2 separate regions of the Mus musculus genome follow, and region 2 is linked to region 1. Evidence: chromatin loops called from intact Hi-C (ENCODE). Cell type or tissue: gastrocnemius. All regions are shown on one strand. Each heading gives the region's core, and the rest is flanking DNA. Links, peaks and the distances in the headings are about the cores only.

Region 1 (15,864 bases), core at 6,339-10,338:
TCTGTTTGGAGCTTTACCCTGGAGTATGAGAAACCCAAGAGTCAGAGAAGAGATGAGAATAAGAATTGAAGATGATAAAACTGTGGGTGGAGATAATTATATAATCATGCTGCATATATTTCTTTTGAAGATTCAGAGCTGTCGATTTCCTGAATGGCTGTCAGGATTTTACTTTCTTGGCTTCCAATAAGAAGGTGACACATCTTGACCTGAAAGAAACTGATTTAGGAGTCAATGGACTAAAGACCTTATGTGAAGCCTTGAAATGCAAAGGATGTAAATTACGGGTGCTTAGGTAAGCTTGAGTTTTCATTATAACTTGGACTTGTGTCTGCCCAGTAGACACTTGAAATCTGGACTTGGTGTTCCCAGGGCTGTATAGTGGAAGTCTACTTTTCTAGTTCATCCCCAACCCCAGGAAGACTACTCACTCCTCTCATTCCCCATGAAACACTTTTCATTGTATATTTGTGTCCTTTATCTTTCAAATGAAGAGAGGGAATAGACCAAGAATTAATGAACATTTAACACTTTTCTTAGTTCTGGCATATATTATGTCTTTGATTAATGATAACAGGAACCAATGTTAGAGAAAGCTCCATTGTGCTTGATTATTGATAGCAAATCCCTGCCATCTTCAACTGTGGCTCAGAGCCAACCCTGGAAGGCTGAGAAAGAACAGTGTAGCAACTGTCAACTGTCAAGGTGTATGCTCACTGTCATGTACTGTTCCTCTTACTGCTGGCCCTCCAGTTGATGCTCTTTAGGAATAAGGAGAACCTTAGTCATCATACTTAGTTTACACATTGGATGATAGCCTTTAAGAAAACTTATTGTCTAGTGAAAGTCAGTTAAATCAGTTTCTCTCATGCACAAAGCCAGAAAAATGGATTCATCTTAGAAATTTTTATAATCCCTGGACAGTTCTGTGAGTCAAGACTGAATCTTAATGCATGAAGGGCCAAGGTAAGTTACTTCCCATAAATAAAACATAGTCCAGGTACTTGAAACATAGCAAAACCTGGCATAAGGGCTTTTGAAAATAGGAAGTTGAATTCTATGACCACTGAGTTTTTTTTTTAAGTCTTAACCAGGTTTTTAAAAATGAAATTCACTTAACATAGGTTTTAAAAGATGAAATTCACTTAACACATAGCATCTCAAAGAGTTGATGGGAAAGTCTTGAGTATGGTTGAGAGTAGGTCAGGTTGAGACAGAAACTTAACTACCAGGCAAGTAGACTTAGGATTAAACCTGTATTATCTGGAAGCCACGTGAGTGAGACATATGTCACTGGTTCTTATGACTAAAGATAAAATACCAATAACAAAACAAAGAAAATATCCACACTGTTATTTGTTAGGGAAGATGTTTTCTTACAGTGTTATCTATGGATCTAAAACAAAGGCTTTGGCACTGGAAGTGGCAGGACATAAGACCCCTTTTCCTTTGAGATTTGAATAATGCATTATACTGAAGATACTCACCGTAGGTTTATATAGTAGGCTGCTGAGTCAGAGACTCTAGATGTAACTTGACTTAGTAGAGCCAGCAGTGACTGTTCAAGTTTGCAGTAATCCTACATTATGGAAGACTGGTTGTTTTCTAAATGTGTGGCCACGTGTGTGTTATAATCTCTAGTCTTGTAGGCCTCCTAAATATTTCATGTGGGATAATATCCAGCTTCCTATTTGCTTTAGATCTCCTATTTGGACAGTATTAATGTCCAAATAATTAATATTCGTAATTAATAGTTCTAATTAGTATTCATAATTAATATTTATAATTAATATTAATAATTAATCTGGTCTGTGCATAGATCATGCTGAGCTGAACTCTTTAGAGGTGGATTTTGATATTTTACTTTCTGGTTTTACATGATATGAGTCATGAAAGTATTGAAAAGCAGAACTTCCCAGGCTTATCTGCTAACTTGGGTCCCTTATCATAAGAATTTTGCAAATATAAGACTAAAATGTACTAGAAAAGTTTAAATTATAGATTTCAGATATTTTGTACCTGACATACTGAAAAGGTACAAATACATTACCATTTTTCATGGGAATGTTTCACTTTAATTTCATAAATTTTATCTTGATGAAAAAATGTATTGTCCTTTTCTTGGTGGGTGTTTTTAACCATTGCATACTGTGGAATAGGAATATGAAGGGAAAGCCTGGGGTAGATGAGTGTATATTGTTAATTGCAGAAGAAGTCCATCTGAGAGGCAAGGCCATCATGGCCTACATGGTAGAGTATTCTAGGCCAACCAAAATTACAGAGTAAGTCTTTCTCTTTGCCCTCTCTCTTCTCTCCCCCATACCTTCCTAGCACTACACTAAGCCTCTGCCCACCTACTCCATGCCATGATGGACTGAAGCCTTTGAAACCATGAACAAGAGGAATCTTACCCCACTTAGTTACTTGTTTATTTTGTTACAGTGACAGAAGACAGGATGACACTGAACTGTTCCTGTTCCTACTAATACAAACCTGACTTGTGATAAAGGGAATCTAGTGATTCGGTTAAAAAAGATTATTTAAAGGCTAGGCCTTACTAATAAAATTTTCAAAAAGAAATTAAAACAATACAAATGAAATAACTTTAAAAAAAGACAATAGAGTATGCCTGGAATGTCCTATCACCTAACTCTTACACATACTGTGCACACAGCCCATGTCACCTCTTCATAGGCCTTTGTGCAAATATTTAGAAGGATATCACATGTACTTTCTGTTTCACTCAATTTTATTTGCTGCTTCTTCTTTTTATAATGTGGAAGTGGGGATCAAACCCACAGCTTTGTGCATGCTAGGCAAGCACTCTGCCAACCAAGCAATAATCCCTTATTTTATTTTTTTTCTTCATTCTTTTTCTTTTATTGGATAGTTTCTTTATTTACATTTCAAATGTCATCCCCTTTCCAGGTCTCCCCTCTGGAAACTCCCAACCCACCCCACCACCACCACCCCCACCACCATCCTGCCTCTACCAGGGTGCTCCCCCACCTACCCACCCACTCCCACCTTTCCACCCTGGCATTATTCTAACTCTGTAGAAGATCACTTAAGATGTATAGACTTTGGGTCTGACTAACCTTATTGGTGGGTAAAGTTCTTTTAATTTACCAAGTGCTTTAACAATAAAAATTTTCAATATTAAAGCAAAATTAGGTTGTTTAGAAAATGTGAGTTGACTCGAGAATAAAAACCCATGGGAGACATAGATTTGGCACTTGACTTGTGGTTCATCTTTGCTCTGCAAATCAGTATACAACGCCAACATCACAGCTTCCCTCTGTCCCATCTTCTCGTTGTAGGTATAGGCAACCCCTTTCCTCATTGTGAAAAAAAAAAATACCATTTAATGGATTTAAAAGTGTAGTCATTCATATTTTCGAAAGGCATTGGGATTTTCCAACCTGATAGAGAACTAAGTAGGACTACAGAAGAAGCATCTATCAGGGCCGTATGCTTCAGCTATTAAATATTTTGGTTTATGAAAGGAAGCTGAATTTTCCTGCCCCCACCCCCAGGCCAGGCTGAGTGAACAGTGGTTCTAATTCTCTGAAATGTCATTTCCCCTTCTGTGTGTTGCTTTTCAGGTTGGCATCCTGCGACCTGAATGTAGCCCGTTGTCAAAAGTTATCCAATGCTCTCCAAACCAATAGGAGCCTGGTATTTCTGAATCTGTCCCTCAACAATCTATCAAATGATGGAGTAAAGTCGTTGTGTGAGGTCTTAGAAAATCCAAACTCTTCTCTAGAGAGACTGGCGTGAGTCAATGGACTGGATAGGAATAATGTGTGGGTTAACATAGCTGGGTCAGGTTTCTTTGTATGCCTTTCTATTTTCCTTTTGTCTTGGGATTAAGTCTAGAACCTTGAACGTGGTAAGCATCTAATAACACTAAGCTGTATGGCCAGATGTCCCCTTTTCCCAAGTTTGCCTCTGTGTCTCTATGTCTCTGTGTCTGTCTCTTTCAGTCTGGCTCTGGCTCAGTGTATATGCACCTCTGTCACTATCTGGGGGGGGAGCAGGGTGGGCCTGTGAGAGGGGTCTGTCTACTGGGGGGGGGGTCTCTGTAGATTCTGCCTGGATGTGTTGATGGAGAGAGAGTATGTGACTGGGGGGGGGGGTCTGGGTAGAGGGTGAGGCCTATGTCTGGGGGTGGGGGTGTCTGGGAGTGATGGTATGTGTCTGTGTCTGGGGGTGGAAATGGGAGTGTGTTGGGGGATGGGGTGGGTGGGGGTATGTATCTGTGGGAGAGTAGAGGTGTCAGTAGGTGTGGGTCTCTCCCCCTCTCTCTCTCCCCCTCTCTCTCCCCCTCTCTCTCCCCCTCTCTCTCCCCCTCTCTCTCTCCCTGGCAAGGGCTTACCAACTGAACTATTTTCCCAGCCCTATCCTCTTGTGTTTGGCTTTATACTTTTCTATTTTGTTTTCACACTTTCTAGACCTCTCTCCCATTTTGTCTCATTCTCTCCAGTACTTAAATGCAATGGACTTCACAAGTTAAATGTTTGTTGGGGTTGATTCTACAGGAAAATTGGCCGATATAAGTATCAGATAGTTTCCTAGTGGAGTAAGGCAGGACCTTTGGAAACTGATGCGTGGGTCCTTTTCCATCTATTTCCACTTCAGCTTAGCAAGCTGTGGCCTCACAAAAGCTGGTTGTAAAGTTCTTTCCTCGGCTCTCACCAAAAGCAAGAGGCTGACACATTTATGCTTGTCAGACAACGTCTTAGAAGATGAAGGGATAAAGCTGCTCAGCCATACCTTGAAGCATCCACAGTGTACTCTGCAGAGCCTTGTGTGAGTGTTTGCTGTCATCTTCCCAAACTAGCATAGCTTAGAATGAATGTATATGTGTATGTACACACACACTATACATACATATATATATATTAGAATCTTTAAAAACCACAACTTGTAAATGATTTTTGTTGAGCATGTTTTCATATATTTTGGGGTTTTGATATGTTAGCAATTGCTTCCTCAAAGGCTCCAGTTTTTCTTCTGGATGTTCTAAAAGTCATACCTGATGACTATCATGCATATTTTTATATACTACTGATAACTTTTCTATCTTGTTGCTTTATCTCTAACTTCCTGTATGATCATTTCCATATTATGAAATTTTGAAATAATTTGATATGATTGTGTGTTGCTTGGGCTAGCTTTGAACTTGCTATGTAGTCTGGGCTAACTTTGAACTTGCTATATAGCCTAAGCCAGTCCAGAATTAGAAATTCCCCTGCTTCAGCCTTCCAAGTGCTTGGATTCTAGGCATGTACTATATACCCAGGCCAGATGTTTACATTTTTTGTAAGTCATTATGTCTTATAACTCCTAAAACTTATCATTTCTAGAAATAACTTTTAAAATGTAATTTTGTAATCCTATAATTTTTAATTCTTAAACACACATTATCCCAAATTTATCCTGAATTTAATGTTTACATATTTAGTTTTTTCAAATTAATTTGTTGTAAGGGTTATATTTATTTCTCCCCCATATATAAGGCATATTGTACCAAAATTATTAAATTACTGATTTAAAACATCACTATCATATACAAAGAATACTGACTTTGCTTATTCCTATTATAGTTCTCATGCCTGCTTCTCTATTCCATGTAGCTACTTTTGCAAGAGTGGACTATATACTTTTTTAGGAAAATAAAAGATTACCATTTGATAGTATGAAAAGCTGAGCCAAGTATGGTGCCCGTAATTCTAGAACTAGGGAGACTGTGGCAGAAGCATTGCATTTCAAACCCATTTTGGGTAGTCCAACCTGTGTTGCAAAGTGAGACCCTGTTTTAGAAAATTGGAAAAAGGGACAGACATTGGGATTGGCTCTGAAGAGAGTGAGTCCAGTTTTTAAGAGTTTGATGTAGATGTGACTCCTGAGGGGACAAGATGGCAGTAGGAAGTCTGCCCTGAGATGGAGTGTTGAGCAGACATGAGACTTTGACTGGGCAATAAAGGCTGACTCCCATCTTTCCTCATACTGTGCTTCTCTGTAGGCTTAGGTCTTGCAGTTTCACTCCGATTGGCAGTGAGCATCTCTCCACCGCTCTCCTGCACAACAGGAGCTTGGTACATCTGGACCTGGGACAAAACAAGCTGGCGGATAATGGAGTGAAGCTTCTGTGTCACTCCCTCCAGCAGCCACACTGCAATCTTCAGGAGCTGGAGTAGGTTTTTTATGATTCTAGTGTTGTGTACTTTGGACTATGGGTGATCTTGGAAGGCAGGGGAGAGGTGAAAGGAAGAACTGAGAAATATGAGTATCAGAGGAGGAGATTAGATCGGACTCTTTTCTCTTTCTGTTGGAGAAAGCTAAAGACCCTGTTTGGTTTAAAACCAAACCAAAACCTACAATTACTATGACCATCATGGTCTGCTTCCCTCAGAGTTCAGAGGCATCAGGCTGAACAGGAGGCATTTTAGTTTTTGATTGTGCCCTAGGAAATCTATTGTCTATCAGCTGCATCCACAAGGCTGAAATTTCTCTACTAGTTTTCCTTTCAGGTTTATTCGTTTTTCCAAAAGGTATTTAATTATTTTAATTATAATTTTATGTATATGGGTGGTTTTCCTGAATGGATGCCTGTGTACATGTGCATGCCTGGTGCCCAGGAAGGCCAGAAGATTCTAGATTCCCCAAGACTGGAGACATAGACAGTTGTGAGCCTCCACGCAAGTGCTGGTAATTAAACTGGACCGTCTGGCAGAGAGAACACTCCTAACCACTGAACCATCTTTCCATTTCCAGGTTTATATTTAAACTAATTTCCTGTTAGGTTAATATTCAAAGAAACCGGAAGGTTTTGTGTTATTATAATTAATATATTTTTCTTATTAATCCTACCATTTAATTTTTGGGGGTTTCCATACAAAGTATTGAGGTTCATCTCCATATGTATATGTCCTTATATTCTGTATTCATTTTTCCTCCCCTTGTGGATATTCCAGTGCCCCCCTTCCTCTATTTCCTATTCCCACCTCTCTTGAGATCTCTCCTTTCATTGTCATGATTCCCTTTCCAGTTAATTTTTTCAGCTAGTTTTTTATTTTAGTTTTGAGATGAGGTCTCACTGAGCAGCAAGAACTAGCTTAGAAGTCGCCACTTCCCGACTGTTTCTTGAGCACTGGAAGAAGAGAAATACCACTACTTTGCCCTAAATTCCAGTTTTAAAAGTAGCCATTTTCATTCCTGAGCTCTCTTAAGAATGCAAGAATATGCAGAGGCAGGCAGATTTCTGAGTTCGAGGCCAGCCTGGTCTACAAAGTGAGTTCCAGGACAGCCAGAGCTATACAGAGAAACCCTGTCTCAAAAAAAAAAAAAAAAAAGCAAGAATATGCATGGCTTAAATACATCATGGTGATAATTGTATGGGCGAGATTCCCTTTCATTTGGTGCTATTCCAGAAAACTTTTAACTACTTTAAATTATCCTGTAGATTAGTTTAATGACTTTATGATATTTAATAATTCATCATATAAAAACTCCAAAATAAGACTGAGGTGTCAGTCTCAACCTAGTTGGCAGCTCGATCTTCTCATGATTGAGTCCTTAGAGATATAAATCCTGCATATAGATTTATTTTTATTTTATGGGTATGGAAGTTTTGCCTGCATGTATGTGTCTGCACCACATATATGCCTGGTATCCATGAAAGGCAGAGTGTTTGAGCCCTGGAACTGAAGTTGTAGACAACTGTGAGCATCCATGTGAGTACCAGGAATTGAACCTAGGTCCTTTGGAAGAGCAGACAATATTCTTAACCACTGAGCCATTTTTTCCAGCTCTATAGCCCCAGCATTTCTTCAACTTTTACCTTCAGCTTCTTGGCATACACAAAGTGTTATCCTGACTGGATTGAGTCATGAAAGCTGTTATAGTTTGAATTTGAAATGTTCCACCCCAAAAGTTTAGATGTTGAAAATCTTCATTATACAGAGCTTCTCTGAGGTTGTGATAGAAAGAAACCTCACCCACCTGGATTCTGCTTGGAAGAAGCCTGTGAAGGCTCACTTCTCCCCACCCCTGTACTTTTCTTTCCAGCTTCTTAGCCTGACACTAGGTTGGCATGTTACCTGCCACACCCTTCTAACATAATGCTCTGCCTCATTTTGGACACTTGAAGTTGCCTTACTTTCAGGTATTTGGTAACAACTCCCAAATGAGTTTATTGTAACATCTAAGCACTCATCCACATCCTTAGGGACAAGATATATTTAATGTGTGTTACTCTGAATTTCCTTGATCTTTACTCGGCTTGATAAGATAAGCCAATGCCTTTCCTGTAACCACAAAAACAATTTCTAAGAGACCAGTATATCAGCCAGGGTGGTTGCGCATGCCTTTAATCCCAGCACTCAAGGGGCAAAGGCAGGCGGATTTCTGAGTTCGAGGCCAGCCAGGGCTATACAGAGAAACCCTGTCTCAGAGAGAGAGAGAGAGAGAGAGAGAGAGAGAGAGAGAGAGAGAGAGAGAGCACAGTATATCTAAGGCCTTTGCTCAGCCTGCCTTCTTAATACACATGTTTGTGGTCACCTTCATAGCCTCTTTTAATTTACTATTATTTTAGAACCCACTAAGTCTAAAGAGTACTGATCCTATGCAAATGTATGGGGTCATCTATTAGAACATAGCTACACCCCCAAAAGAAAACTTTCCCTCTCAAAACTTGTCAACATAGAGATGCTGCCATCTTTCACCCATTTTGATATTGGGCTGATAACCACAGCTGCTGTGAGTTTGAGTACAACAGCCATATCATAGCCAAAAGATAGAATTTTAACAACTGTCTCTATGTGTCTGTCTGTGTGTCTTTTGGTATCTGTGTCTATGTGTATAGCAGATTGAAACTGGGGCTTTTACAATTGACCTATACCCTAAGACCTCCAAACTTACTTTAAAAACATATAAAAAGAAGAACAAAAACCTTAAGTCCTACAGGGTACCCTTACGGCTCCTTGGAAACGTTTTCATCCTTTTTTTTTTTTTTTTTTTTTTTTTTTTTTCTGAGACAGGGTTTCTCTGAGTAACAGGCGTGACTGTCCTGGAACTCTTTGTAGGCCAGGCTGGCCTCAAACTCGAAGAGATCTGCCTGCCTCTCCCTCTCCTTTGTCAGAGTGGCCAGTGTTCTTAACCACTGAGACATCTCTCCAGGCATTAATAATGTATTTTAAAATGGATATACTTCACTCATGCTGCTGGGCATTAGTGGTGGTACACAACTGTCTGTACTGCAGTACCGGGAGAATCAAGCACAGTATTCTGACTTCTCTAATACTAGGAGTGTATGCTGTGTACATACATGCAGGCAAAACACTCATACATGTAATCTTTTAAATACCTAGGGGGGAATCAAAAATGCTTTTAAAAAACCAATATGCACTCGACTTTATGAGAGATAACTGTTTACACATTGGTTTCTTCTGCTCATTAAGAAATTCCATCTGTTTCTATTGATATTGTCACCTCAGTTATGTCCTGGGTTGTACTAATACATAGAAAAAAAAAAAGGTTTAACTGCCTGGGCAACTCTCCTGGAAGAACATAGCTCATGCTACTAAAGAGCTCTTTCCTCCTCTTATGTGTTGTCCATAGGTTGATGAGCTGTGTTCTCACGAGTAAGGCTTGTGGGGATCTGGCTTCTGTTCTTGTGAACAACTCAAACTTGTGGAGCCTAGACCTTGGGCACAATATCTTGGATGATGCTGGTCTGAATATTCTGTGTGATGCTTTAAGAAATCCCAACTGCCACGTTCAGAGGCTAGGGTGAGTTCAGAGAAAGGTAATTTTGTATGTGGAGAATAAAAAACAAATGGTGCTATAGAAGATAAGTTACTTTGAGAAATAAGGATCAGAATTTCAAATATATGGGCCTGTATATTATATGCCTTTTGCTACAGAATCTTCACTTTGCCTTTTTCTTTAGTGTCTCAGATAAGTATTATCCTATTGGGGCCCTCCATGCTCTGTCATTGTTTAGATATTCCAGTTGTCCTTGAATGAAGTTTTCATATGAAATAGAGGACTTTACCAATCATGTTTCTGTAGAAATGCCAAGTTCTCAAGGAGCTTGTAATCTCCTGTCCTTTCTATATACTCATGTTCATTCAGTCCTAGATCCTCAGAACTGACAGAACCAAAATTGTAGGAGAGGACCAATTCTTGAAAACTTTCCTCTGACTACCACACATAGTCTCAGCACTGCGGCATGCACACACCTCCACGAATGATTTCCTCCAGTGTGATATGGAAGTTTAAGACAAAAAAAAAAAATCCCTTTTATCCTCAAATCACTTTTTTGTTATGGTGTTTTATCACAGCAATCTGAACCCTGATTTAAGGCACCTACTGGAAGCTCTCCCCTAGCCCTGGATGTGTATTTACATAAATAACACTGCTTTTGAAGCCTTGTTATTTCTTGCTTTTTAAGGACTCAGTAGCAAGTTTCTAAGTTGGGACTGGTGAGATGATTCAGTAGGTAAAGGGGCTTAACACTTTGTACAAATAGAATTGTAATTCATGTCAGAAGGAAATATGCTTAACTCATAAGTATGTGAGTTCCTGTAGTTCATGAATTCACTCTAGCTATATTCATATCTCTTAGTTTCTAAGATTATCTTCCAAAGCTCACAGATCTCTTAAGTGCTTGTCCTATGCCATAAAATAAAGTTATTTGTCTTTTTGTCTCTCTTCCCTGTAGATTGGAAAACTGTGGTTTGACCCCTGGTTGCTGTCAGGATCTCTTAGGTATCTTATCTAACAACAAAAGTGTGATACAAATGAACTTAATGAAGAATGCCCTTGATCATGAATCAATTAAGAATCTATGTAAAGTCTTGAGATCTCCAACATGCAAAATGGAATTTCTAGCGTAAGTCTTAAATTGCTTCTCAGAGGCACTATGTCCTAGGTTGAGGGATTTAGGTACCCATTCTTTCACTGATGCCCTCAGAATCAGCCTGCTGCACTTTGATAGATTGATCTGGAACCAGACTACCTCAATTTGAGTTCTGGCCCCACCCCTGTTTAACTAGATTTGCTAGTATCTCAAAGTAGTCTGTAAAGTGGAAAAATTGATCCTTGAGGCTATTCCAAGGATCTATGACTTGAGGTTGACACAGTGCCCAGTATAATTAACAAGAATGTATTGGTTGCTTCCCTGAGAAGAGGCTCCCAGAGGCCCTTGTTAATATGCCACTTCTGTTTGCTGCATCTCCTTCATATCTTGAATTCCCACTTGCCATCAGTGTTAAATTCCCTGTGTTAGCAAAGGTTTGTTTCTTCTCCTAAAGCTTTAGAAGGTAGAAAAGATGTTCATTTATTTTCTCAGGTTAGACAAAAAGGAAATATTGAAGAAGAAAATCAAGAAGTTTCTGGTCGATGTAAGAATTAATAATCCACATTTGGTCATTGGGCCAGAGTGTCCTAATACAGAAAGTGGGTGCTGGTGGAATTATTTCTGAAGAACCGGATGTGCCTGTAAAAAATTTAAAAACCTAACTTCCAAGTGGCAAAGTCTTTAACTTGTAAGAAATACTGTTTATGTCCAGAAGCACTGAACTGCACTCAGTAGGGGTAGGTTGCTCACGTCTCTGTAAAATGTTTGTTGGGTTTCACGTGGAGGTTGAGAAAGTAAAGCAAAGCACATAAAATGCCACAAGTGTCATGTTTTTTATTCACTATGGAGCTTAAAACCCTGGGAAATAGAGAAATGAACTGGATGATAGGACTTGTCCCAGTTAGTGTTACTTATTGCTGTGATGAAACACCACCACAACCAAAAGCAACTTGTGGCGGGAAGGGTTTTTCTCATTTCCATATAACAGTTCATCATTAAAGCAGGGAGGAGAGGACCTCACACAGGACAGGAGCCTGGAGATACTGATGCAGAGGCCACAGGGGGGATGCTTCTTACTGACTTGGCTCAACATGGCTTGCTCGTTTTACTTTTCTTTCTTTCTTTCTTTCCTTCTTTCCTTCTTTCCTTCTTTCCTTCTTTCCTTCTTTCCTTCTTTCCTTCTTTCCTTCTTTCTTTCTTTCTTTCTTTCTTTCTTTCTTCCTTCCTTCCTTCCTTCCTTCCTTCCTTCCTTTCTTTCTTTCTTTCTTTTCTTTCTTTCATTTTTTTATACGTTATTTTCAAGAAATGCAAGAACTCTGTACAGTATCCAGTTGAAGGCAGTCAAAGGTTGTCGACTGCCACCAAAGCTGCAGAGAGAAATGACAACAGGAACTGAATTTTGTTTCCATCTATGGTTGTAGGTACACATGAGCATTTTTAGGCTGTGACCTTTGTCAGGACACCATTGGTGTCTGTGGGCTCCTGTTCCCACAGGGACCACTAACAAATAAACCTTTCATGCTGCCAATAACCAGTCTTTCCCATCTTCCAAGTGCTTCATTTACTGAAGAGACAGTGTCTATGTCCCAAACCTGAAGCCCCTTCTTTCTGTCCTCCAAAGTCATAAACAAATGGCAAGTCAGGACAGCATGAAGAACAAAAGAACTCCCATTTTCATGTCTCTAGAATGAATGAGACTTGTCCTATCTCCTAAGATGACCCAGATCTTCACAAATTTGTCTGCTGAAGCAGTTATAAGGCAGACTTTGATCTGACTGCTCAGATCAAGACCAGAGACTTCATCATTGTGTGCATTAAGTGTAAGAAAACAGCTTATCTTAACATGCATCCAGATTATATACAAAGCCATCATCTGTATTAGCCAAGAAATGACACGGTATGAAGTGATTCCAGGTCACTCTCGATCGGCCCACTGAACCACCATAGGTGGTGGTTCTGGCTAGGATCTCTGCAGTCATACAGAGCCACTGATTTGTCATAGGGTCCAGAAATCAGTGTCTGTGCTTCAAATGGATGAAACTGCAGAGTTTGAACCTTGTCTGTAAGCTCAGTAAACCTGGTTGCTGGCTTCCCCACAGACAGATCCCAGGGAATTACAGTGTTATCTACTGATGCACTTGCCAGCACATTTCTGACTGTCTTACTCCAGGAAACATCAAGGACAGCATCAATATGTTCTTCTGCTGAGGAACTATTCTTCTTTTCTTCTTTTTAGAAAGCTTGCTTCCCATTGTGAAGACTGGCTCTATAGAGTCCACAATATCCAGGTCCCACACCTCAGCAACAGGGGTCATGTTTCCCACAGCAATGTAATTTCCAGTAGACAGATCTGGGCTAGGATCAAATTTCAGCTATTCCACACTCAGAGGGTAGGCAGACAGGAGTATGTCAGGTGGGCATAGAAAGACTCCTTGATTGTAAGTGTGTACCTCTAAATTGCACCGCCTTTGTTCAGCATGGCCACAAACAATGTTGTTAGTCGGCTTAATCTAGAAATCTTCATGCTCATGTTGTTCCATGTCTTCCAGGGTGACCTATGGATCCTGATCACTACTACCATATGCCGTAAAGCCAATAGAGATTCGCCAATGGTCTCAGTATTTGGGTTGTCCTCTTTGTCATAATTATCTAAGTCGTACTCGGCCAGCTCATCTAGCATACAGTCATCTTGTGGATCCCCATCCTGGGTCTGGGCACTCTGCATGCCATCTTTGGAAGGACTGCTTGCCTCCTCTTCCTCACTACCACATCCTTCTTGTAATTTTCCTTTTGCTTCAGCAATGAGACATTTCACTTCCTCTTTACTTAGCTCTACCTTGTCTGGTGTCTCTGGCCACGCTGCAGTGGACCCAGGCCACGCAGGTCACTTGGCAGCTGGAATTCATGATCTTTGGCTTGAACTCAGTGCAAGCTGGGGACCTGGTCACTGGGAAAGACTACTCTGAGCTCTGTGATTTCATATCTCCAGCCATCCTGTTGTATCTGGAAGACACAATTTTTTGATTTATCCATCACCTCTGGCTCTTATCTTTCCACCTCCTCTTCCACATATATCCTGGTACTTACTGGTCTCATCTTCATTTGGCTTTCAAGGAAAACACAGGATAATTCTCTTATGGTAGTGAAACTTTCTATTGTCATGCCAACTCTGTTGCCAATCCTCAAATGTTATTCCTTGCTCCCCGACATTCCATACAGGATACCATTTTCTGTTTTCTGGAGCCCCACCAAGATAGTGACCCTCAGTCGGTCTTTCCATGTTCAGGCCACTCTTCAGGCACCACCTATAGCCGCCAGTAGCCACAGGTTACTAGGTTCCTGAAAAAGTCCTTTGCTATCCCCATTCCAAAAAGCTTCATCTATCTTTCTAATAGAACCCATGACCACAAGCCCAGGTTATAGCACCATCCACAATGGGCTGGGCACTCCTGCATTAATTACTCAAAATGTACTATAGCTAGATCTTATGGGGGCATTTTCTTGATTGAGGATGGGGGTGGGGGAAGTAAGACATTAAATTATCTACCACAGGACTAAAGATTCACAAGCCTTGATTTCCCACAGTCCTGACTTAGTTCATACATGTACTCTAACTTATTCTATTAGAATGGCATCCATATGTGTGCTGAGTACTGCCAATGTCAAAGTCACTTGTGTCTTTAAATGTAGATTTATATACACTCCATACTAGAATCAATGAAAAAGAATATTGGGGTGACTCTCCATAGAAGTGAGCATTTTAAGTAACCTCTAAGTAGGTTGAGAATCAGTAATTTAGGTAGATGAAGGAATAAAATTCTTCAATGAGTACTCTGTAGCTCCTGTTACAAAAGGGAGCTTAATTTTGAAAGGGCATAGGCTATTGGAGATAAAAATAAAAATACTCATTCGATAAAATGGCACAGTAGTTATCTGTAAAAGATTGTTAGGAGCTATTAAGTAAAGCTGTAGAACAAACCATTCCAGAACTCTGTGTGGTAGGGGTGGAAAAACTAGTGACTTTGGAGCCAGGCATGGTGGTGCATGCTTTTAATACTCAGCACTTGGAAGGAAGAGGCATGTGAATCTCTGGGTTCAAGTTGAGCCTGATATACAAAGTGAGTTCCAGGGCATCAAGAGTTACATGATGAGATCCTGACTCAAATAATTCATGACATGGCAAATGAGCATTCAGCAAAGGCTCACCCAAGCATTTTCCTCTCCATGGTATCATGTGTGGCTTGCTGGTGGGATTGAGTGGGAATGCTCTGGATGCTACTTAGATGGCTGGAAACCCAATATAAAAGTCCTGTGAGGCATCTATGTCTGTGAATTGGAACAGTTTAAGCTCTGCCCTGGGAGTGCTGCCAAAGCTCAGTGTGGATGAGGTGGTAGTGAGTAGCTACAGGGAGAGCACTTAGAAGAAAGGCTACTTGTGGGAGTGAAGGGGGGTTATTAAGGGTGGGGAGAGGGTGACTAAGAGCAGGGTGGGATGGGTTGAGACCTGAGGGGCAGGACCTGTGTGGAGGAGGTGAGTGCACTGGAAACAGTGTGCTAGCCTTGAGCAAATGGCAGAAAGAAGCCCAGAGCAAGTTTGCAGAAGGGGAGGCACATACTGCTTCAGACAGGAAACACAGCACTGATGGATTTGCTCTAGCCTTGAGTCTCTAGACTCAGAATGGAGCAGAGCAGCCAGCCCCAGCCAGATTTCCATTGCCACCGAGCAGGACCCTGGACAGCACTGTTGCAGTCTCCCTCAGTTTTAAAGGGCAACTTGCCACTTAAGAGTGATTCTACGCTTTTTTTTTTTAACATATTTTGGTTAAACACTAACCTCCAAATAACAAAACAACCCTATCAAATAAATGGGATATAGAACTAAACCGAATTCACAACAGAGTGAATTGAATGGCTGAGAAACACTTAAAGAATTGTTCAAGGTCCTCAGTGATCAGGGAAATGCAACAATGGACAGATGCCGCACACCCCTATGGCTG
Region 2 (15,864 bases), core at 4,384-8,383, 56 kb after region 1:
AGTTCACAACAACCACAGACAGACCAAGGTTTAATCTCATGCTTCACCTCAGTGTCCGGGCAATCAACTGATTAATATTTATCCCCTCAGCTAATATGGCTACCTCCCAGCCCCGGATCTCACAATACTTGCATTTAGGGCTTTCCATGCTCCTGCTGAACTCTCAAGAAGCTTTCCTCCTTCCCCTCATGGCAGATCTGAATCTCCTTTCCTCTCTCTCTCCCTCCATTTCCTGGCTGATAGAAGTTCTAACCTATCCTCTCTTCTGCCCAGCCACTGGGTGATCAGCGTTTTGACTCAGTAGGTATACAGTGGGAATGAGGGCTTCAGATTGTGGGGATTATCAGGCGGTGTTGCTGAGCCAGGGATCACAGTTTGAGAAACACAGCCCTATGATATAATCTGTGTGGAGAAAAACCATTATATGTGCTTGTTTCTCTTAGTTTGCCCATTTTATGAATAGTAATTATTTTCCCTAGCAACCTCCAGAGGTGATCAGTGACTTTTTTTTAATTTAGGGTGGTAAACTCAAGTCTAAAAACAAAGGAAATAAACATATCTGATAAATTTAGTTTCTGTAGTATTGGGGTTTTGGGGGGGGGGTTGTTTTTGTTTTTTTTCTGATGTGTTCAGATTGTTTTCTTTAACCTGCAACAACCTCTTCTCTATCTTCAGGTAACAAAAAAATTCTCCAACTCAAGTTTATAAACTTCACACTACAGACTATAATTCATTCATTTCTCCAAAGGTTCTTGGTTGCCTTTATTGTGATTTTTATATGAAATATTATTCTCTTTGTTCTAATATAAAACATTTTCTGCACAACCATGATGACCTGAGGTTAATCCCCAGAATCAATGGACAGAGAACCAACTCCACAAAGTTATCCTCTGACCTATACATATATGCAGTACCATGGGATACCTAAACTCACACTCACATCACACACACACACACACACCCCTATGTGTGCTGGCTAGTCTTATTACAGACTGACATACAAACTAGTTATCTGAAAGGAAGTACTGTCAATTTAGAAAATGCTTTCATAAGATCTAGCCATAAGGCATTTTCTTTTTTTTTTTTTCAGAATATTTGTTCTGTTTTATTTTTTTCTTTCTTTCTTTCTTTCTTTCTTTTTTTTCATTTTTATTAGGTATTTAGCTCATTTACATTTCCAATGCTATACCAAAAGTCCCCCATACCCACCCACCCCCACTCCCCTACCCACCCACTCCCCCTTTTTGGCCCTGGCATTCCCCTGTACTGGGGCATATAAAGTTTGCGTGTCCAATGGGCCTCTCTTTCCAGTGATGGCCGACTAGGCCATCTTTTGATACATATGCAGCTAGAGTCAAGAGCTCGGGGGTACTGGTTAGTTCATAATGTTGTTCCACCTATAGGGTTGCAGATCCCTTTAGCTCCTTGGGTACTTTCTCTAGCTCCTCCATTGGGAGCCCTGTGATCCATCCATTAGCTGACTGTGAGCATCCACTTCTGTGTTTGCTAGGCCCCGGCATAGTCTCACAAGAGACAGCTACATCTGGGTCTTTTCGATAAAATCTTGCTAGTGTATGCAATGGTGTCAGCGTTTGGAAGCTGATTATGGGGTGGATCCCTGGATATGGCAGTCTCTACATGGTCCATCCTTTCATCTCAGCTCCAAACTTTGTCTCTGTAACTCCTTCCATGGGTGTTTTGTTCCCACTTCTAAGGAGGGGCATAGTGTCCACACTTCAGTCTTCATTCTTCTTGAGTTTCATGTGTTTAGCAAATTGTATCTTATATCTTGGGTATCCTAGGATTGGGGCTAATATCCACTTATCAGTGAGTACATATTGTGTGAGTTCCTTTGTGAATGTGTTACCTCACTCAGGATGATGCCCTCCAGGTCCATCCATTTGGCTAGGAATTTCATAAATTCATTCTTTTTAGTAGCTGAGTAGTACTCCATTGTGTAGATGTACCACATTTTCTGTATCCATTCCTCTGTTGAGGGGCATCTGGGTTCTTTCCAGCTTCTGGCTATTATAAATAAGGCTGCTATGAACATAGTGGAGCATGTGTCCTTCTTACCAGTTGGGGCATCTTCTGGATATATGCCCAGGAGAGGTATTGCTGGATCCTCCGGTAGTACTATGTCCAATTTTCTGAGGAACCGCCAGACTGATTTCCAGAGTGGTTGTACAAGCCTGCAATCCCACCAACAATGGAGGAGTGTTCCTCTTTCTCCACATCCACGCCAGCATCTGCTGTCACCTGAATTTTTTATCTTAGCCATTCTGACTGGTGTGAGGTGGAATCTCAGGGTTGTTTTGATTTGCATTTCCCTGATGATTAAGGATGTTGAACAATTTTTCAGGTGCTTCTCTGCCATTCGGTATTCCTCAGGTGAGAATTCTTTGTTCAGTTCTGAGCCCCATTTTTTAATGGGGTTATTTGATTTTCTGAAGTCCACCTTCTTGAGTTCTTTATATATGTTGGATATTAGTCCCCTATCTGATTTAGGATAGGTAAAGATCCTTTCCCAATCTGTTGGTCGTCTTTTTGTCTTATTGACGGTGTCTTTCGCCTTGCAGAAACTTTGGAGTTTCATTAGGTCCCATTTGTCAATTCTTGATCTTACAGCACAAGCCATTGCTGTTCTGTTCAGGAATTTTTCCCCTGTGCCCATATCTTCAAGGCTTTTCCCCACTTTCTCCTCTATAAGTTTCAGTGTCTCTGGTTTTATGTGAAGTTCCTTGATCCACTTAGATTTGACCTTAGTACAAGGAGATAAGTATGGATAGATTCGCATTCTTCTACAGGATAACAACCAGTTGTGCCAGCACCATTTGTTGAAAATGCTGTCTTTCTTCCACTGGATGGTTTTAGCTCCCTTGTCGAAGATCAAGTGACCATAGGTGTGTGGGTTCATTTCTGGGTCTTCAATTCTATTCCATTGGTCTACTTGTCTGTCTCTATACCAGTACCATGCAGTTTTTTTTCACAATTGCTCTGTAGTAAAGCTTTAGGTCAGGCATGGTGATTCCACCAGAGGTTCTTTTATCCTTGAAAAGAGTTTTTGCTATCCTAGGTTTTTTGTTATTCCAGATGAATTTGCAAATTGCTCCTTCTAATTCGTTGAAGAATTGAGTTGGAATTTTGATGGGGATTGCATTGAATCTGTAGATTGCTTTTGGCAAGATAGCCATTTTTACAATGTTGATCCTGCCAATCCATGAGCATGGGAGATCTTTCCATCTTCTGAGATCTTCTTTCATTTCTTTCTTCAGAGACTTGAAGTTTTTATCATACAGATTTTTCACTTCCTTAGTTAGAGTCACGCTGAGATATTTTATATTATTTGTGACTATTGAGAAGGGTGTTGTTTCCCTAATTTCTTTCTCAGCCTGTTTATTCTTTGTGTAGAGAAAGGCCATTGACTTGTTTGAGTTTATTTTATATCCAGCTACTTCACCAAAGCTGTTTATCAGGTTTAGGAGTTCTCTGGTGGAATTTTTAGGGTCACTGATATATACTATCATATCATCTGCAAAAAGTGATATTTTGACTTCTTTTCCAATTTGTATCCCCTTGATCTCCTTTTGTTGTCGAATTGCTCTGGCTAATACTTCAAGTACTATGTTGAAAAGGTAGGGAGAAAGTGGGCAGCCTTGTCTAGTCCCTGATTTTAGTGGGATTGCTTCCAGCTTCTCTCCATTTACTTTGATGTTGGCTACTGGTTTGCTGTAGATTGCTTTTATCATGTTTAGGTATGGGCCTTGAATTCCTGATCTTTCCAAGACTTTTATCATGAATGGGTGTTGGATCTTGTCAAATGCTTTTTCAGCATCTAACGAGATGATCATGTGGTTTTTGTCTTTGAGTTTGTTTATATAATGGATTACATTGATGGATTTTCGTATATTAAACCATCCCTGCATCCCTGGAATAAAACCTACTTGGTCAGGATGGATGATTGCTTTAATGTGTTCTTGGATTCGGTTAGCGAGAATTTTATTGAAGATTTTTGCATTGATATTCATAAGAGAAATTTGTCTGAAGTTCTCTATCTTTGTTGGATCTTTCTGTGGTTTAGGTATCAGAGTAATAGTGGCTTCATAAAATGAGTTGGGTAGAGTACCTTCTACTTCTATTTTGTGAAATAGTTTGTGCAGAACTGGAATTAGATCTTCTTTGAAGGTCTGATAGAACTCTGCACTAAACCCGTCTGGTCCTGGGCTTTTTTTGGCTGGGAGACTATTAATAACTGCTTCTATTTCTTTAGGTGATATGGGACTGTTTAGATGGTCAACTTGATCCTGATTCAACTTTGGTACCTGGTATCTTTCCAGAAATTTGTCCATTTCGTCCAGGTTTTCCAGTTTTGTTGAGTATAGCCTTTTGTAGAAGGATCTGATGGTGTTTTGGATTTCTTCAGGATCTGTTGTTATGTCTCCCTTTTCATTTCTGATTTTGTTAATTAGGATTTTGTCCCTGTGCCCTCTAGTGAGTCTAGCTAAGGGTTTATCTATCTTGTTGATTTTCTCAAAGAACCAACTCCTCGTTTGGTTAATTCTTTGAATAGTTCTTCTTGCTTCCACTTGGTTGATTAGGCATTTTCTTCATTTGTAATTTATAGGGAGAGTTCAGCCCATTGTAGGTGATTCCATCCTGGGCTGCTGGTTCTGGATTCTATAAGAAAACAGGAGGAGCAAGCCAGGAAGAACAGGCTAGTTAGCAGCACCTTTCCATGGCCTCTGTATCAGCTGCTGCCTTCAGGGTCCTACCCTGCTTGAGTTCCTCTTCTGACTTCCTTTGGATATGAACTGTGATGTGAAAGTGTAAGCTGAACACACCCTTTCCTCTCCTACTTGCTTTTGCTCATGATGTTTCATCACAGCAATAGTAACCCTGACAACAATATCCCTCTCACAGGTCTCATGCACACATACCACACACACACACCCCTACATCTCTCATACATGCACACCACACACCAGACACATACATACATCACACACACATACCTCACACACATATCAGACACACACGTATACACAGAGAGAGAGAGAGAGAGAAAGACAGAGAAATGATAACATAAAAGAGCTTTTCTTTGTTGTTAGAAACTTTAAAGGTAATTTATGTGTATGTGCTTATGAGTATTTGTACTATGGAGGCCAGAGGCATACAGGTGGAGCTGGGGCTACAGGTGGCTGTGAGTCCCCTACTTTCCAGTCACCCCCACAATACAGGCCCTCTGCAAGAGCAGTGTGCACTTTTAACTACTGAGCCTTCTCTCAAGCCCCTATTAAAAATTTCTAGTGTCTGTTATTTTAATAGTGATATTGAGCTGGGCAGTAGTGGTGCAGGACTTTAATCCCAGCACTTGGGAGGCAGAGGCAGGCAGATTTCTGAGTTCGAGGCCAGCCTAGTCTACAGAGTGAGTTCCAGGACAGCCAGGGCTACACAGAAAAACCCTGTCTTGGAAAAAAAAAAAGTGACATTGTGTTCCACTGTATGGACTTACTCTAATTTCCCTATCATTCTCCAAATATTAGACACTGACTTGCTCTAGTGAACAACTGTGTGTTCAAACCCTTTATCTCATTTAATATCATTTCCTTATAATCTATTCCAAAAGTTAAATGCATAGATCAGAGGTTATGAAGATATTTAGAACACCTGGAACCCATTCCTAGATTGCTTTCCAGAAAATATTATGCTTGTAATTTTGCCAGCATTGAGCATGTTTCAGGCTTTGCTAGTATGATGTATTAAGAATAACTATCATTGTTTCCATCCAAGTTTTTTATTCTAAACACATTAAGTTTTACTGTGTTAATATAATCTGTCCTCTAGTTTACTATTTGCCTTTCAGTCTGATACTAGGTGTTGGGTGGGGGTGTGGGAGAGAGAGATAGACTGTTACAGGTACATTTATGAGTATAGTGTATGTGCATGTGCAAACGTGTGTGTGTGTGTGTGTGTGTGTACACGTACCCCAAAGCCAAAGGAGGCTTTAGAAGTTCAGAGTCTTATTGGAGTACAGTCAGTTTGAGTCCAATCTGGGATATATGAGACTGTGTCTCAAACAAGTACCAGAAGTAAAAGGAAAGTATATGTTCCGTTTATATAAGTTAACTTTAATCTGAATTTTAGTAATGTACTTGTTTCATCGGTCAAGAAACAGTAGCAAAGGTGATGAGTGTACCATGTAGCTCTCATGTCAGTGAGCACTGTCCTCCTCTCTCACCCTGTGTGACCTGTAGTACTATGGGTGGCAGGACCTTCCTTTCCCAGCACTGCTTATCTGTGAGGGCACAGGCTGCTGGAGTGTCACAGTCACTACTATAATCACTTTTGATTTTTGGCTCAAACCTTTAAAAAGAAAATGTCTCCTCCAGAGCCCTGCTGTGGGACTAGGCAGCAAGGCTTCCACTAACCACTCAGCCAGACTCACGCAGAGCTTGGTATGAGATAATGAATGGAAGAGAGGAGTCATCTAAGGACAGGAACGTGGTCCGGCAGGGACAGCGTCAGAGCATGCAGTTAACACCTGAAAAACTGTTCTATCCTCTCTAGAGATGATGCTCCCATAAGGCATATCTTCTGATGCCTCCTGCTACCCCCTCTCCCTCTCCTCCTGTTAGCTTTCTCCTTTCCCCCTGTAGTTCTCTCAGGTCATCCATTACTCTCCCTCTGCCCTTCACTCAGTAAGGTACCTTACTCCTTCCAAATAAGAGGCTCATCCCATCAGCTCCAGAAGCCTCATACCCCCACCCCAGTGTGTTTATTGCCACTTCCCTGGCCTGAGCCCAATGCATGGTCAGGAAAAAGAGGAGCAGAGCTTAATTTAGTCTCTCCTAAAGAGAAAATGGGAAAGAACACTTAAAAATGATTGACAAAAAAAAAAAAAAAAAAAAAAAAAAACTTAACCTAAGATGCAAACGTGGCACACAAGGACATTTTCTTTTAGATAATACAGTGTGGCAGGAGAGAAATGATTTGTGCCAGCTTGACTCTGGACCTTGTCCACTATTGAGCAGTAAAGCTCACCATTATTGTGTTAAGAAGCATTTATTTGGCTCTCTGTGCCTGGCCTGTTCTACAGAAGGAGACACACTGTCTATAAAAGGCTCTGCAGGATGGATGCTGCCTGGACCAATTAATTTGTAAGTTAGTTTACCTCACTTCAAAATGATCTGCTCCCCAGCAGCCTCCAAGCTGACTTATGTTTCTAGAGGCCTCTCAGTCTCCACGTTTGCTTTGGCTCATGGATTGCCCCTGCTTTCCTCAGATTTAGTTCATACATATACACACAAACTTTTTGTTTCTGTTTTTTTGAGACAGGATTTCTCTGTACAGCTCTCTCTGTCCTAGAACTTGCTCTGTAGACCAGGCTCGCTCACCTCCTTATTTAAAAGAATTCAAGATTATATAGGATTAAGTTTGGTTTTGAGGAACATTAGAAATTTTGGCTTTGTGGCAGTCTTCTCTATTGGTGGAGATAGCAACTTGGAGGACTCTCATTACTGCAAATAATATATTGAAATTGTTTTATTAAGCATGATCAGTGGGACCAGCTTTGCCTGGGACTAGACTTAAAAGGACATTTTCACCTTGTGTAAGCAAAAGCGGTTTCTCGTGGCATTGTCTTCATGGTATACTGTGTTTGGGGAAGACAGGTTATTTACATGAGACTATCTGTTGGAGTCCATCCTGATGCATACATGAGGCCCAGAACTGAAACTGACTCAAAGGCTGCAAGGTGCAGTTTCATGGGTAGTTCAGGACTGTGGCCTTGAATAGTATAGGAGACTCAGCTTCAGGGTGTCCTGGGAATGTGCCTGTGCACCCAATATGCATGCCCAGAGCTGGTGGAACTTTAAAAGGCTTAATACCTACCTGTTGGTGAGCTGATGGAGCGCACTGCCACTGTAGTGAAGATTCTTCATGAGACTTGCCACAGACACAGGTGAGCACTCCCTGGCTCATGGCCCTAGTGGTGGCATGCCGAAGTAGACTTCAGAAGAGACGACTATGGGATAGATAGGTTTTCTGACTTTCCTTCTTCAGATATGCAAACTGAGTGAGTGTCTAATGTTCTTGATCACTTAAACACACTTATCAGCTTCAAGAAAAAAAAGTCTGAGTTTTTCAAAATTGCTCCAGCAATATACCTTAGATCTGTTTTGACTTTTCATGTACTCAGTGTATCACCAATTGAGTGTCAACTTGACAGGATCTAGAGTCACCTAGGAGTCAAGCTTCCATATATACCCGTGAGGTGCTTAGATTAGGCTAGCCTATACCCCTGCCTGTGAGGGATTATCTAGTTTTGTTGGTTTGGGGTTTTTGTTTGTTTGTTTTTGTTTTGTTTTTGTTTTTCGAGACAGGGTTTCTCTGTATAGCCCTGGCTGTCCTGGAACTCACTCTGTAGACCAGGCTGGCCTCGAACTCAGAAATCCGCCTGCCTCTGCCTCCCGAGTGCTGAGATTAAAGGCATGCGCCACCATACTTGGCTTGTTTGTTTAAACTCCCAAATTGCAGTACCTTAACAAAGGTCACGGGTTTTAAAAATAACATTGAAGCAACATTTTGATTAGTATGTACAGTTTCAAACAGAAGCTGAAGAGCCAGAACAAAGCATTAATACTGTATGTATGTATATATGTATGTATGTATGTATGTATGTATGTATGCACTTCGCGCAGAGGTGGTTGTAACAGCTTCCTGTGAGAATGAACTTTGTCCAGTCTTGAAAGCGTGTTTGTAACTAGTAAGGGTAGGGTGTCTGTATATATGACATGCATCTGTGAGGAATTGTCTTGATGAGGTTAGCCATTCCTAGCTAGCTTCTACTGTCAACTTTACACGATTCAGGGTTATCTGAAGGAGTCTTGATGGGGAGATTGCCACTGAGTGGCCTGTGGTGTCTTTGAGGATATGTTATTGATTTCTACCTGATGAAGGAGGGCCTAGCCCACCATGGGCAGTGCCATCATTAGGAAGTAGATAGGCCTTGGCTATTTTTAGAAAGTAACTGAAAGCTGGGAATGGTGATGTATGCCTATAATTCCAGCACTTGGGAACCAGAAGCAGGAAAACATCTATGCGTTCAAGGCCAGCCTGATATATATTAGACTTCACAATAAAAGTCTGGATGGAAGGAGGAAAAGAGAAAGTACATGCATACATACATACAGACATATATACATACACACACACACACACACATATGTATGTGTGTGTAATATATTCCACTTATATAATACATATGTAATATATACGAGAAGACAAGCTGAACAAACAAGAAATCTTGGCAATCAAGAAAATAACACTCTCGTCTGTGAACAGAATATGACCAATTACTTCAAGCTCCATCTGCCTTGACTTCCCTGCTCAGATGTATAGTATCTTAAACTGTGAGCCAGATAAGCCCTCTCTTCCCTAAGGAACTCTTTCCAGGGCAATTTGTCATAACAATAGCAATAGTAACTGAGAGAACTCTATTTCTAACTCTAAGTGACTCCATCTGCTTTTGCACGCCTCTGCCTTGGTGGTGCTAGTTGGCCGTTGATGTTGGTTTTCTGCTTGATGATTTTTCTTGCTCCTGGTGCAATCCTGCTCCTACAGAATTCACTCTTGTAAGTCAGAGTTAGCTTTTAAAATGTAAGTCAATCTTGCTACTCTACTGCTTTAAATTTTCATTCATAATAAAATCTCTGGCCTAAGAAGCCTCACAGAACGTTCCAGTCTGTTCTCTTATCTTTTCTTGCCTGTTCCATTAAAGATACTTTCTGCTTCTGAAATGAGGATGATCATTCCCACTTGAGAGGCACCACACTAGTTATTACCTGTGTCTGCAGTACATGTCTTCTGCATTTTGTTTCTTCAGGATATCCTCAGAGAGACACCACCACCACCACCCGACAACATATATTTAGTGTTTGGGAATTTCATACAATGTACCCTGATCACACTGCTTCTCATTCCTCCCAGGTCTACCCTCCTCCCCTCTCCCTTGCACCCCTACCCCAACCCCTCCCAAAACACACCAAGTCTAATGTGTATTGCCCAAATACTCCTTAGAGCATGGTCAAACTCCCACTGGGCAGCCCCTTAAAGAAAAATGGATCCTCCCCTGCCTCTATCCTGCCAGAAACCATTAACTGTGAAAAGCTACACTTCATCATCTTTATAACCGTTTTTAAGGACTCAGAAATGCATTCTGTTTTTTGGGGTTTTGTTTGTTTGGTTTTTTTGTTTGTTTGTTTGTTTTTTGGGTTTTTTTTTGTTTTTTGTTTTTGAGACAGGGTTTCTCTGTGTAGCCCTGGCTGACTTGGAACTCACTATGTAGACCAGGCTGGCCTTGAACTCAGAAATCCACCTGCCTCTGCCTCTGCCTCTGCCTCTGCCTCTCTGCCTGTCTGCCTGTCTGCCTCTCTGCCTCTCTGCCTCTCTGCCTCTCTGCCTCTCTGCCTCTCTGCCTCTCTGCCTCTCTGCCTGTCTGCCTCTCTGCCTGTCTGCCTCTCTGCCTCTCTGCCTCTCTGCCTCTCTGCCTCTGCCTCTCTGCCTCTCTGCCTCTCTGCCTCTCTGCCTCTCTGCCTCTCTGCCTCTCTGCCTCTCTGCCTCTGCCTCTCTGCCTCTCTGCCTTTCTCTCTGCCTCTCTGCCCCTCTGCCCCTCTGCCCCTCTGCCTCCCGAGTGCTGGGATTAAAGGCGTGCGCCACCACGCCTGGCTCAGAAATGCCTTCTTAAGGGTTAGGTTTTTGTCCTTTTTTTTTTTTTTTTTTCTGGTAAGCATTGACTAAAATAGTCATATTTTCTGTGGTTCCAATTAATCTTAGTTAGCTGTGGTCCAAAAACTATTAGTAAAAAAGTTGGAGGAGAACAGTAATGAGATCCCATATCATCTTGGTCTGTCTTAAACAGGATGTGATACATCCCATGGCTCAGAGTATCCAGGCAGTATATGCCACCTGCTTGTTGGTTACTCAGTAGCCATCTCAGTTAGCAGACCAACTGCTGCAGTATCACAGTACTTGTGTGTCCAGCCTGGAACGCTGACCAGTATATGTGAAGTGCCTTGTTAGATCCCGAGGGTCACAGAAGAGAGTGATGAAACTAGAACTCCAGCAGAGGCAGTGCTTATGTTCAAAGTAATCCTTGCTTTGTTCTTCATAGTCTTAAAGATAGTCATCCTGCTAATTTTGTCATATCATATTATTGTTCTTATACTTTAGTGCTGCTTTAGTCACTCTGTTACTATGCAGATTTGAAAAACAAAAGCATATTATGGGTTTGTATGTATGTATAGGTAAAACCATAGCTCTAGAGTCTAGGATGTTCAAACTCAGGCTAAGCTGGAGTCCTGGGGACACACATCCTTGGTAGATAAAGGAGAACTGTTGTGCCTCCAATATTTTCATTGTTATTTTTATTTAACTGTCTTTCTATGGTCCCTCTAGTCTAAGATAGCTACCAGTATATAATTTAGTTTAAGGTGTTTAAGTAGTGACAGAAAATGGATAACCATATGACTTTGTAGCTGTGAATTCATTCTTGTAAATTTTTCCCAGGGTAAAGGTGCAGTTTCTTTTCTTTTCTTTTCTTTTCTCTTCTTTTTTTTTTTTTTTTTTTTTTTTTTGTTTGTTTGTTTGTTTGGTTGGTTGGTTGGTTTTTTTGTTTTTGTTTTTGTTTTTTTTTTTCGAGACAGGGTTTCTCTGTATAGCTCTGCCTCCCGAGTGCCGGGATTAAAGGTGTGCGCCACCACGCCCGGCTCTTTTTTTTTTTTTTTTAATTGGATATTTTCTTTATTTACATTTCAAATGTTATCCCCTTTCCCAGTTTCCCTCCCTCCCGGAAACACCGTATCACATCCTCCCTCCCCTGCTTCTGTGAGGGTGTTCCTCCACCCACCCACCCACCCACCTACTCCCACAGACCTCCCCAGAACTCCCAGGGACTAAGGAGTGCACAGGCCCCAGCTGCAGTTTCTATAGTTAGGACTTTGGTTTTGAATGGATGCTCAGCTCCTAGAAGAAAACCCAGTACATCACCATCATCTGTCGAATGTTAATGAATGAAAAAACCGAAATGAATAATTGGAAAGGTGCCAGTGATGTACTTGCCTGTGCTTCCAAAGGAGATGGAAGAATTCCATCTCACCTGTGATGCAGAAATGTTTTCAGTGCTCCAGTGTTCCCTGGAGGCAGTGTGCAAATGCTTGTTCAGTGTTTCCTTTAATGAAACAGCCTTCTGAATTATATGTACTATTTCCAACTTATAGATGGGGAAAACAGGCACAGAAAACTTACATAAATGTTATTTAAAAGATACAATTTGCAAAACATAAGAAAATCAAGAAGAACGAAGACCAATACTTCATTAGATACTTCATTCCTTCTTAGAATAGGGAACAAAATACCCATGGAAGGAGTTACAGAGACAAAGTTTAGAGCTAAGAAGAAAGGATGGACCATCCAGAAACTACCCCACCCGGGGATCCATCCCATAATCAGCCACCAAACCCAGACACTATTGCATATGCCAGCAAGATTTTGCTGAAAGGACCCTGATATAGCTGTCTCCTGTGAGGCTATGCCAGTGCCTGGCAAACACAGAAGTGGATACTCACAGTCAGCTATAAGATGGAACACAGGGCCCCCAATGGAGGAGCTAGAGAAAGTACCCAAGAAGCTGAAGGGGTCTGCAACCCTATAGGTGGAACAACAATATGAACTAGCCAGTACCCCCAGAGCTCGAGTCTCTAGCTGCATATGTAGCAGAAGATGGCCTAATTGGCCATCATTGGGAAGAGAGGCCCCTTGGTCTTGCAACTTTATATGCCCCAGTGCAGGGGAATGCCAGGGCCAAGGAGTGGGAGTGGGTGGGTAGGGGAGCAGGGCTGGGGGAGGGTATAGGGAACTTCGGGATAGCATTTGAAATGTAAATAAAGAAAATATCTAATAAAAAAAGATTTATTATATTAAAAAATGTTATTTAAGCCCGAAAACCAGAGTCTCTGATCATTTGATGCTAAGTACTAAAGTATTAATGTAATTCAAAATCAGTGAAGCAGGCTTGTTATAAGTAAAATATTTCCAGATAAGGTTATATGTGTTTTGGAACAATAGCATCAATGTTCAATCAAATGGTAGAAACCATCCTTTCTTCCTCTGTTTCTATTCAGGGGAAAGTCGGTAGTTTTTGTTAGGGTTTTTTGTTTTGTTTTGTTTTATTTGTTTTTGTTTTTGTAGGAACAGTTATTAGTAAATAAGCAGATTATAAATGATGAAATGTAGAAGCAAGTATGCTAGTGTTCTAGGATATATAGATAGTAATATAGAATGCCGTCCAGCTGTACAAAGGGAGAGATAGAGAGATATAAGCTCTTACTAAAGAGCATGTAAGAGAAGCAATAGCACTAATGTCTAATCTGTCAGAGGGAGAATACAGCTGTTTCCTTTGGGAACTAGGTTTTTGTGCATACTTCAAGTGCCCTACCAACTGAGCTTATATCCTCAGCCACACAGAACTCTGTTCTCCTGCCCGTTATTATTTTCTTGTGGTCACTTGGAATAAAATGATGTTGGAAGATATGACAAACATGGTTGAGTGGCTATGAGTCTGAGGTTCCATGAGACATCATACAGGATTTCCCCTTAATACTAGTCTTTATAAATCTGGGATTCAGGTGAGTTTGAGGTGAAAATTTGGAGTCATCACATCCAATATGGGGGCAGGAGTTTTTCCAAACTTCCTGGGGTGACGGGCTTTCAGGAGCATCTGCTTTGGAAGGTACGCTCCCCTCCAGCTTTAAGAAGATCTGGCATTTGTGTCTTTGTGGCTTCATGGCAGACAGATGGAGATAGGTTCTAAACCGACCTGCTGAGCCTGGGTATGAGGCTTTCAGACATGAAATCTTGATTAGCAGTAAATGTTAATTGAAACAGTGAATTATTAACATGCTTTTCCATAAATGATGAATGTTGCTGTCAGCTACTTTACTCTGGTGGTATCATAAAACTTTCCAAGAAATTGCTGTCTTTGTCCAAGGAAAATCGAGGGAGATGGCTGCATTTGATGGTGTTTGTGGTGATCTTAGATTCTGTGGCCAAACCTGGCTGAGAACTGATTACACTGTCCATTCTTCTAAAATCCTTCATCACCTCAGCTAAACAAGCAAGTCATTTTTCCCATAGAAACAGAATACTTCTCTGAGAAGTAACCTGTTGAGTGATCTCATTCAGTATCCTAACTTCAGTTTGCACCAATAGCTGATGACTCCCAACTCTCACCCTAGACTACAAATTTACCCTGTACCCCAGAGTTATATATACACTGAGAAATTTATTACTGATTTATTACTGAGAAATTCTATCTGATGTCTCATAGAGCCTCAGATTTATATCCAGTAAGCAAATACTTGTCAAGTACCTTCCATATATCCCAGCAACATTTAATCCAGGCAGGTGCTAAGAAAAATAATAATTAGCAGGAGAATAGAGTTCTTCATGGCTGAGGATGTAAGCTCTGGGTGGAATACTGAAACATGCACAAAGGCCCAAGTTCTACACCGCATCCCATAAAATAACTGGCCACGATAGTGGCCATACAGTCCTAGTATCTGCCTATAATCACAGAATTCAAGAGGCAGGGCAGGAGAACCAGAAGTTTAAGATTATCCTCAGCTACATAAGGGATTCGATGACACCCAGGGCTCCATGAGACACTGCTTCAAATAAAAGTTTCTAAAATGATTGGGAAAGGAATGAAATGCTTAGAAGCTGGCCAGAATTGTGCTGCTTTAACCATCAAGTATGTATTATGTAAAAGCAAAGAAAGATTATAAATTGTGTCATCACCATCTCTCTTACACCAGGATTACACATTTAACCCATGTGAATTGCTGAATTCATACAGGGGGACAAAAATAACTGTAAGATGAGTTTCTGCAATGAAATAGTAGACATATAAGCACAACAAAGTGACAAGTTCAAGTTATATAAGAAAACCATAATACACAGTAGGACAGCAGATGGGAGAATATTAAAGATTATTAAAGATCGAAGAACTCGTAGAAGACATAGGGTAGTAGTCACTCAGTTATGAAGAATAGAGAGTTCATGAAACTCAGAGAAATTTAGATTCCCCTCAAATTAGGAAGAAGTAGGGGGCATTTTAGAAAGGAAAATGGCAAGGGTGAAGCGTGGAGGTAAACATGTGGCTGACCAGGGACTAGGTTCTGTAAAGAGAATGTAGGAAGCCTCTGTTTGGCAAGGGCTTTATAGTAAGCATTCTCTGATACCAGAGGGTGGGTGTGTATTCTAGCTTGTTGTAGGGAAATGAGAGACAGTTTTAGGAAGTACAGTTTTCAGAACTGCTTAGTAATGATATTCAGGGGAGAAAACAGGAGTTTACATCAATCAGCTTTCTGCCTAGCAGCAACAGTCTTTCTTTTGAATTCAGAAACTGTGCTCCACAGGGATAGTCTGCCTTTTTCTTGAACTCCTGTGATCAAATTGGATTTAGGAAAATCCCCAAATATGTGGCTCTGGGGTTTGGGCATAAATAAGAATAGAATGTGGTTTGTTGGCACAACTCTCATTGGAAAACTAGCTGAGTTAGAGAAGTCATTCCCACTCATACCCCAGGCTATAATCTAGCTTTTTTTTTTAGGTTCATGCACATACTGCTCAAGAAACATGGAGTGTGTTGAGCCAATAATAGGCCAATAATGCCCTAGATTTTCCTTTGAATTCAGTAGTAACTCACATGGGAGCTTGTAAAGAAACTGCTTATTCCAAAAATATCTTTTGGTACTGTCTGTCTAAGCGTTTAAGATCAAGACAGATCAGATACTGTTGCTCCCTTTT

Evidence for each region. A loop is a pair of places that touch in the nucleus more often than their neighbours do. Peaks named below come from ENCODE experiments on the same cell type or tissue, not always from the same donor. Only the 100,000 strongest peaks of a DNase experiment are listed, where the experiment ranks them.
Region 2: a loop joins it to region 1, with 4 times the contacts of the local background. A loop is called at or near these places in 1 of 42 quality-filtered maps.

Annotation. Positions count from the first base shown.
Region 1 is chr7:107,186,418-107,202,281 of GRCm38, forward strand. It overlaps Nlrp14 (NLR family, pyrin domain containing 14), which reads left to right. Exons shown (of 11, transcript NM_001002894.2): 5 at 131-295; 6 at 3,606-3,776; 7 at 4,642-4,812; 8 at 6,029-6,199; 9 at 9,625-9,795; 10 at 10,730-10,900; 11 at 11,360-11,686. The coding sequence ends at 11,492. It also overlaps the pseudogene Gm3765. Among named protein-coding and RNA genes, the nearest start is that of Rbmxl2, 15 kb to the right of the region's middle. In gastrocnemius, for the core only: no CTCF peak of the experiment used is centred there; no DNase peak of the experiment used is centred there.
Region 2 is chr7:107,244,006-107,259,869 of GRCm38, forward strand. No RefSeq gene overlaps it. Among named protein-coding and RNA genes, the nearest start is that of Rbmxl2, 42 kb to the left of the region's middle. In gastrocnemius, for the core only: no CTCF peak of the experiment used is centred there; DNase peaks (open chromatin) are centred at 6,422 and 6,786.